Linked DNA regions of Homo sapiens: region 1 is linked to region 2. Evidence: read pairs that join two places in POLR2A ChIA-PET (ENCODE). Cell type or tissue: B cell. All regions are shown on one strand. Links, peaks and the distances in the headings refer to the core of each region. The heading gives the core; the rest is flanking DNA.

Region 1 (2,914 bases), core at 198-2,697, 790 kb after region 2:
ATTTTCTCTGTTTAAAATCAAACAGAAAACAAACATCAATTGTTATACACTAACATCTTCAAAGCACATTGTTTGTACAAGAGATAGACTAAGAACAAAAATGTGTTTACGGAGATCCAAACATAAGTGAGTGAGAGTGCCTCTCACACAGCTTTCCGATGGTACTCAGGAGGAGCCACTTCATAATCGCTGGCACTAAACAAAGTTGCAGAATTCTTTGCCAGGTACTTTAGGAAATCGTGAAGATAATTGAGTAATAAAGCAAGGCTCTTCTCATCCAGAGGTGTATAGGCCAACATTGCTCCAATTCGTACAAATAATCTCAGGAGATGTGGCGCTCCATACACCTGGGACATGGGTGCATCGGGATGATCTGCAAGAATTTCGGCATACTGTGGTCTCTCAAATTTATAGAGTAGCTGGGTACCCAACATTACGTTGAAGTATTCTTTTATCCCTGCCACAACTTCATTAACCGCATACTCCTTATTATCTGTGTTTCCACGAGATTTCTTGTAATTTGCATAATCCTCAAGAATGGAATCCACATTCTTCTTGGCAGGAAGATAAAAGAGCTGTTTTTGCCTGGTAATTAAGTCCCAGTCATCAACAAGCCACGGTTTTAGCTATTCAGGAATCTTTACTTTAACTTCAACTCTGTTCATGAATGTTTCCTCATTTTCAACAGTAGGATCTACCCGGGCCCTTTTCTTCCAAGGAGGCTGAGGGGTCTCACTGGTACTGCCACCATCTCCATTTCCAGGTGTTTTCTGTTTGTTCTTTTTCGTTTTCACTTCAACATTTTTCTGTTGCAGACCAGATGTCTTCTTTCCTGGGGCAGCCCCTCTCATCTTCCCCTCTGCATACTGCTCCTGATTGGCTTTTTGAAGTTCTCGCTGTTTCTGCAAATTGGTGTCCACGTATTTGAGTACTCTGCTCTCCGGAACCCACTCATCCCAATTTTTATTCCAACCACTGTAATGTATGAAGTATTTCACTTGTTTGTCCTTTATGGCAACCTTTACACACTTTGCTTCATAAAGAAGAGGCCCATGAAAGCACAGCACTCGCTCACCCTCCTGGAATTTAGGCTTCGGGTCCTGCTTCCGCGCCATTTATAAGTGATTTGCCGCCTCCTCCTTCTCCCACCACCCCCGACTACCGCCCCCTACTCTCTACCCCACCCAACTCCGCGTCAGACGCGCCGTCAGGCACTGCCAGCTCTACATCCTGGGTTCTGGTTTTCTTTTAACAGTCTGGCCACTCTACCATAGGGTTGCTGCAGTTTACTGGGGATCTGCTCCAGACCCCAGTTGCCTCAGTTTCTCCTGTACCTGGAGGTATCACCAGTGAAGGCCACAAAACAGCAAAGATGGCAGCCAGCCCCTTCCTCTGGAAGCTGCATTCTGGTGGAGTACTGACCTGTTGCTGGCCCACATGTACCTGTAGGAGGTGGCTGGAGACCCCTGTTGGGAGGTCCCACCCAGTGAGGAGGAATGGTATCAGGGTCCCACCCCAAGAAGCAGTCTGGTCACAATCTGACAAGGCAGCTGTTCTTCATTGTTGGGGAACCTTCCTCGTAAACTGTCTATTCTCCACAGCCAGCAGGCTGGAGTGCCTGAGTCTACCGAACCACAAAGATGGTAGCCACCCCTCCGCCCCTGGGAACTTGGACCCATCTCAGGGAGATTCCAATCTGCCACCATTGGCTGGCTGGGATTCCAAGCCAGTGGGTCTTAACTTGTGAGGTGCCGTGGAAGTGGGGCCCACAAAACAATGCTGCTTGGCTCCCTGGAATCAGCCCCCTTCTTAGGGATATATACAGACAGATTTCCTGCCTTGCCAGCGATCCCAGCTGTAGTATGTAAAACTCATGGTTCTCTGTGTGTGCCTGAGTGGCTGCTCTGCCGAGACTCTACACAGCTCTGTGTATCAGACCCAAGGCCCTGGTGGTGTGGGCTCATGAGGAGATCTCCTGATCCATGGAAAGATCTATGCAAAGATCCATGGGAGAAGTGTGGTTTCCCAGGTAGGGTAGCACAATTACTCACTGCTTCTCTTGGCGGGAGGTGACGGTTTCTTTGGCTCCGTGCCCCTTCCAGGTGGGCCGTCGCCCCCTCCACTCCCTCGTACTTTTCTTCGTTCTCTTTGGGTCAAGCTGTTTGTCCAGTCAGTCCCAGTGCAAGAACCTGGGTATCTCAGTTGAAGGTTCTGAATTCACTTGCCCCTTTTCATTTCTCTCCATAAGCTCCACAGACCACAGCTGCTTCTAATCGTCCATTTCAGGTCTGAGACTTCTTTCAGACTTTCTGTGCTCAGTCAACACACACATACACACAAGCTAATTGGGAATTTTATTTATTTGTAATTTTATATTGTGATCTCATTTTTATAAAATGCATATCTGCAACCTTTGTAGTTTAATTATATATTATATAATATCTATATCTTTCCAAGTCATTTATAGTTTTCAGGTATATATAGCTCTAGCTTGTTTTTTTTCTTCATTTTCTCTTTTTTTTTTTTTTTTTTCTTTTTTTGAGAGAGGGTCTCAGCCTATCACCTAGGCTGTGCCATCATGGCTCACTGCTGCCTCCACCATCTGGGCTCAATTGATCCTGCTGCTGCCTTAGCCTCCCCAAATAACTGGGACTACAGACATGTGCCACCATGTCCAGCTACTTTTTCTATTTCTTTGTAGAGATGGGGATCTCACTATGTTGCCTAGGCTGGTCTCGAATTTGTGGGCTCAAGCAATCCCACCACCTCGGCTTTCCGTGCTGGGATTACAGGCATGAGCCACCGCACCCAGTCTATAGCATGTTCTTAATGGTTACATAATATTACACTGAAGACTCCACTAGGCTCTATTTAATAATTGCCTGATCAGTGAACATTTTTAAGGTTATTTCTG
Region 2 (2,914 bases), core at 300-2,799:
GGGTTTTTGAGTGGACATCCTTTTTGTTGATGTTGATGCTCTTCCTTTCTGTTTGTTAGTTTTCCTTCTAAAGTCAGACCCCTCTGCTGCAAGCCTGCTGGAGTTTGCTGGAGGTCCACTCCAGACCCTGTTTGCATGTGTATCAGCAGCAGAGGCTGTAGAACAGCAAAGATTGCTGCCCGTTCCTTCCTCTGGAAGCTTCGTCCCAGAGGGGCACTCGCTAGATTCCAGCTGGAGCTCTCCTGTATGAGGTGTCTGTCGATCCTGCTGGGAGGTGTCTCCCAGTCAGGAGGCATGGGGTGCAGGGACCTACTTGAGGAGGCAGTCTGTCCCTTAGCAGAGCTCGAGCGCTGTGCTGGGAGATCGGCTGCTCTCTTCAGAGCCAGCCAGCAGGAATGTTTAAGTCTGCTGAAGCTGTGCCCACAGCCACCCCTTCTCCGACATGCTCTGTCCCAGGGAGATGGGAGTTTTATCTATAAGCACCTGAATGGGGCTGCTGCCTTTCTTTCAGAGATGCCCTGCCCAGAGAGGAGGAATCTAGAGAGGCAGTCTGGCTACAGCAGCTTTGCTGAGCTGAAGTGGGCTCCACCCAGTTCAAACTTCCTGACAGTTTTGTTTACACTGTGAGGGGAAAACTGCCTACTCAAGCTGCAGTAATGGCAGACACCCCGCTCCCCACCAGGCTCGAGCATCCCAGGTCGACTTCAGACTGCTGTGCTGGCAGCAAGAATTTCAAGCCAGTGGATCTTAGCCTGTTGGGCTCCATGGGGGTGGGATCTGCTGAGCAAGTCCACTTGGCTCCCTGGCTTCAGCCCCCTTTTCAGGGGAGTGAATGGTTCTGTCTTGCTGGCGTTCCAGGCACCAGTAGGGCATGAAAAAAAACTCCTGCAGCTACCTCAGTGTCTGCCCAAACAGCCGCCCAGTTTTTGTGCTTGAAACCCAGGGCCCTGGTGCTGTAGGCACCCAAGAGAATCTCCTGGTCTGTGGGTCATGAAGACCATGGGAAAAGCATAGTATCTGGGCCGGAATGCACAGTACCTCATGGCACAGTCCCTCATGGCCTCCCATGGCTAGGGGAGGGAGTTTCCCAATCCCTTGTGCTTCCTAGGTGAGGTGACACCCCACCCTACTTCTGTTCACCCTCCATGGGCTACACCCACTGTCTAACCAGTCCCAGTGAGATGAGCTGGGTACCTCAGTTGGAAATGCAGAAATCACTCACCTTCTGCATTGATCTCACTGGGAGCTGCAGACTGGAGCTGTTCTTATTCAGCCATCTTGCCATTCACCTCAGGATTTTGTACAGTCTGAATGTGGGAGGCCGAGGTGGGCGGATCAACTGAGATCATGAGTTTGAGACCAGCCTGACCAACATGGTGAAACCCCGTCTTTACTAAAAATACAAAAATTAGTCAGGTGTGGTGGCATGTGCCTGTAATCCCAACTAGCTGGGGGCTGAGGCAGGAGAATCACTTGAACCTGGGAGGCAGAGGCTGCAGTGAGCCAAGACCATACCACTGCACTCCAGCCTGGGCAACAGAGCAAGACTCTGTCTCAAAAAACAAAATGAAATAAAACAAAAAGTCATTTTGTAGGTTTGCAAAGCATTTCTCCAAGAGCCCTAAACGATCTGTCACTTTGCTTACCTCAGTACAGTAAGTAAGAAAGTACATGAGAACCTTGGCTACTCAAGCATCACTGGGTTCACCAGAGCAGCAGCAAAGTTTTCTTATAATAACACATTCCACAGCATGGCTACTTCTCCCTTCAGAAATTTGCTGTGTAACTGAGCCTTCCCAGAGCAGGAGAAAGGCAGCTATGGGACAAGGCATGACTCAGTAGTTTCCATAAATCATTTGTTTTTGTTTGTTTGTTTGTGCCAGCAAACTAGCTCTCAACAACCCACTAAAGCGTGGATGAGGAGAGAAGCAACAACAGGAATCCACAGATAACTGCCCAACTGACTTCTGTCTCAGACTTCTCCTTTCTCTTTTAAATAGGCAATGTGCTTTGTTTATGTTTGACAGCTCAGCAGTGGCTAAGCATGTTGGGCACAGAATCTCTTTCACTTCCACATTGCCCAGTTTCCCAGAAACTAGGCTCAGATCTCTTAAGCCACAACAAAGAGATGCCCCTTTAGCAAACTGACCCCCTTTATCACCACAGGAGTTTCTGTATTTTCAAAATGATATTTTCAAAATAGCTATACTATACCACACCTGAGGGAAAAGAGGACATTTTAGACTGCTTGTTTTCAGCCTGAATATATTACCTGTTAGATCCACATGTTTATAAGAGCTAGAAATAATCTGGAAGAATCACCATAGCAGCCCCAACCGCACATTAGCCAGTACCTTCAACATGTGCCCCCATGACTAACGTGACTTACAGGAGATCCACTTCCGTCCTTCCTTGGTAAGGCCCCTTATCCAGACAACCTCACCACTTCCTATTTGGTCAATGAAGAGAATAGATAATGTGTATTACCCCCCTCTGATTGATCAAGTGAATGGACTTTATATGTTTGTGATTTCAAGAGACAGACAGGAAGATAGACATGCATTCACATTGTCTGTCTACACGAAATTGGGGTTAATCATTTTATGTTAGCAAAGCAAAAGTTTTTCATACAAGTGAATGTACATGCACTGATCAGTAAACACATTCTATTTTATTATTAAGTGAAAATGATAAACAGCAATTTTTTAAAAAGCATTGTGCAGTATTCACATATATCAGATCTCTAATAATTGTGGTGCTGACCGTAATCCTCAAAGACACAATCCTGAATGCCATAACTGAATGTTGAAATTCTGAAAGATCAAAATTCCTAAAGTTTAAATTTCTAAAGTTTAAAATCCCTAATGTCTAACTGAATACCCAAAGCTTAACAACAGATTTGGAATTAGGTGCA

What was found. ChIA-PET counts read pairs that join two places held together with the same protein. Peaks named below come from ENCODE experiments on the same cell type or tissue, not always from the same donor. Only the 100,000 strongest peaks of a DNase experiment are listed, where the experiment ranks them.
Region 1: POLR2A ChIA-PET joins it to region 2 with 5 read pairs; 1 of 35 experiments calls an interaction of 5 or more read pairs at or near these places.

What each region holds. Positions count from the first base shown.
Region 1 is chr1:220,251,771-220,254,684 of GRCh38, reverse strand. The region is part of intron 1 of RAB3GAP2 (RAB3 GTPase activating non-catalytic protein subunit 2); the gene reads left to right. It also overlaps the pseudogene MORF4L1P1. Among named protein-coding and RNA genes, the nearest start is that of RAB3GAP2, 19 kb to the left of the region's middle. In B cell, for the core only: no CTCF peak of the experiment used is centred there; no DNase peak of the experiment used is centred there.
Region 2 is chr1:221,045,509-221,048,422 of GRCh38, reverse strand. LOC101929750 (a long non-coding RNA gene) reads right to left here and starts at 1,309. Exons shown (of 7, transcript XR_001738479.2): 1 at 1,223-1,309. RefSeq lists an enhancer at 957-1,026. In B cell, for the core only: no CTCF peak of the experiment used is centred there; DNase peaks (open chromatin) are centred at 1,042, 1,372, 1,722 and 1,972; H3K4me3 peaks cover 2,283 bases; H3K27ac peaks cover 2,251 bases.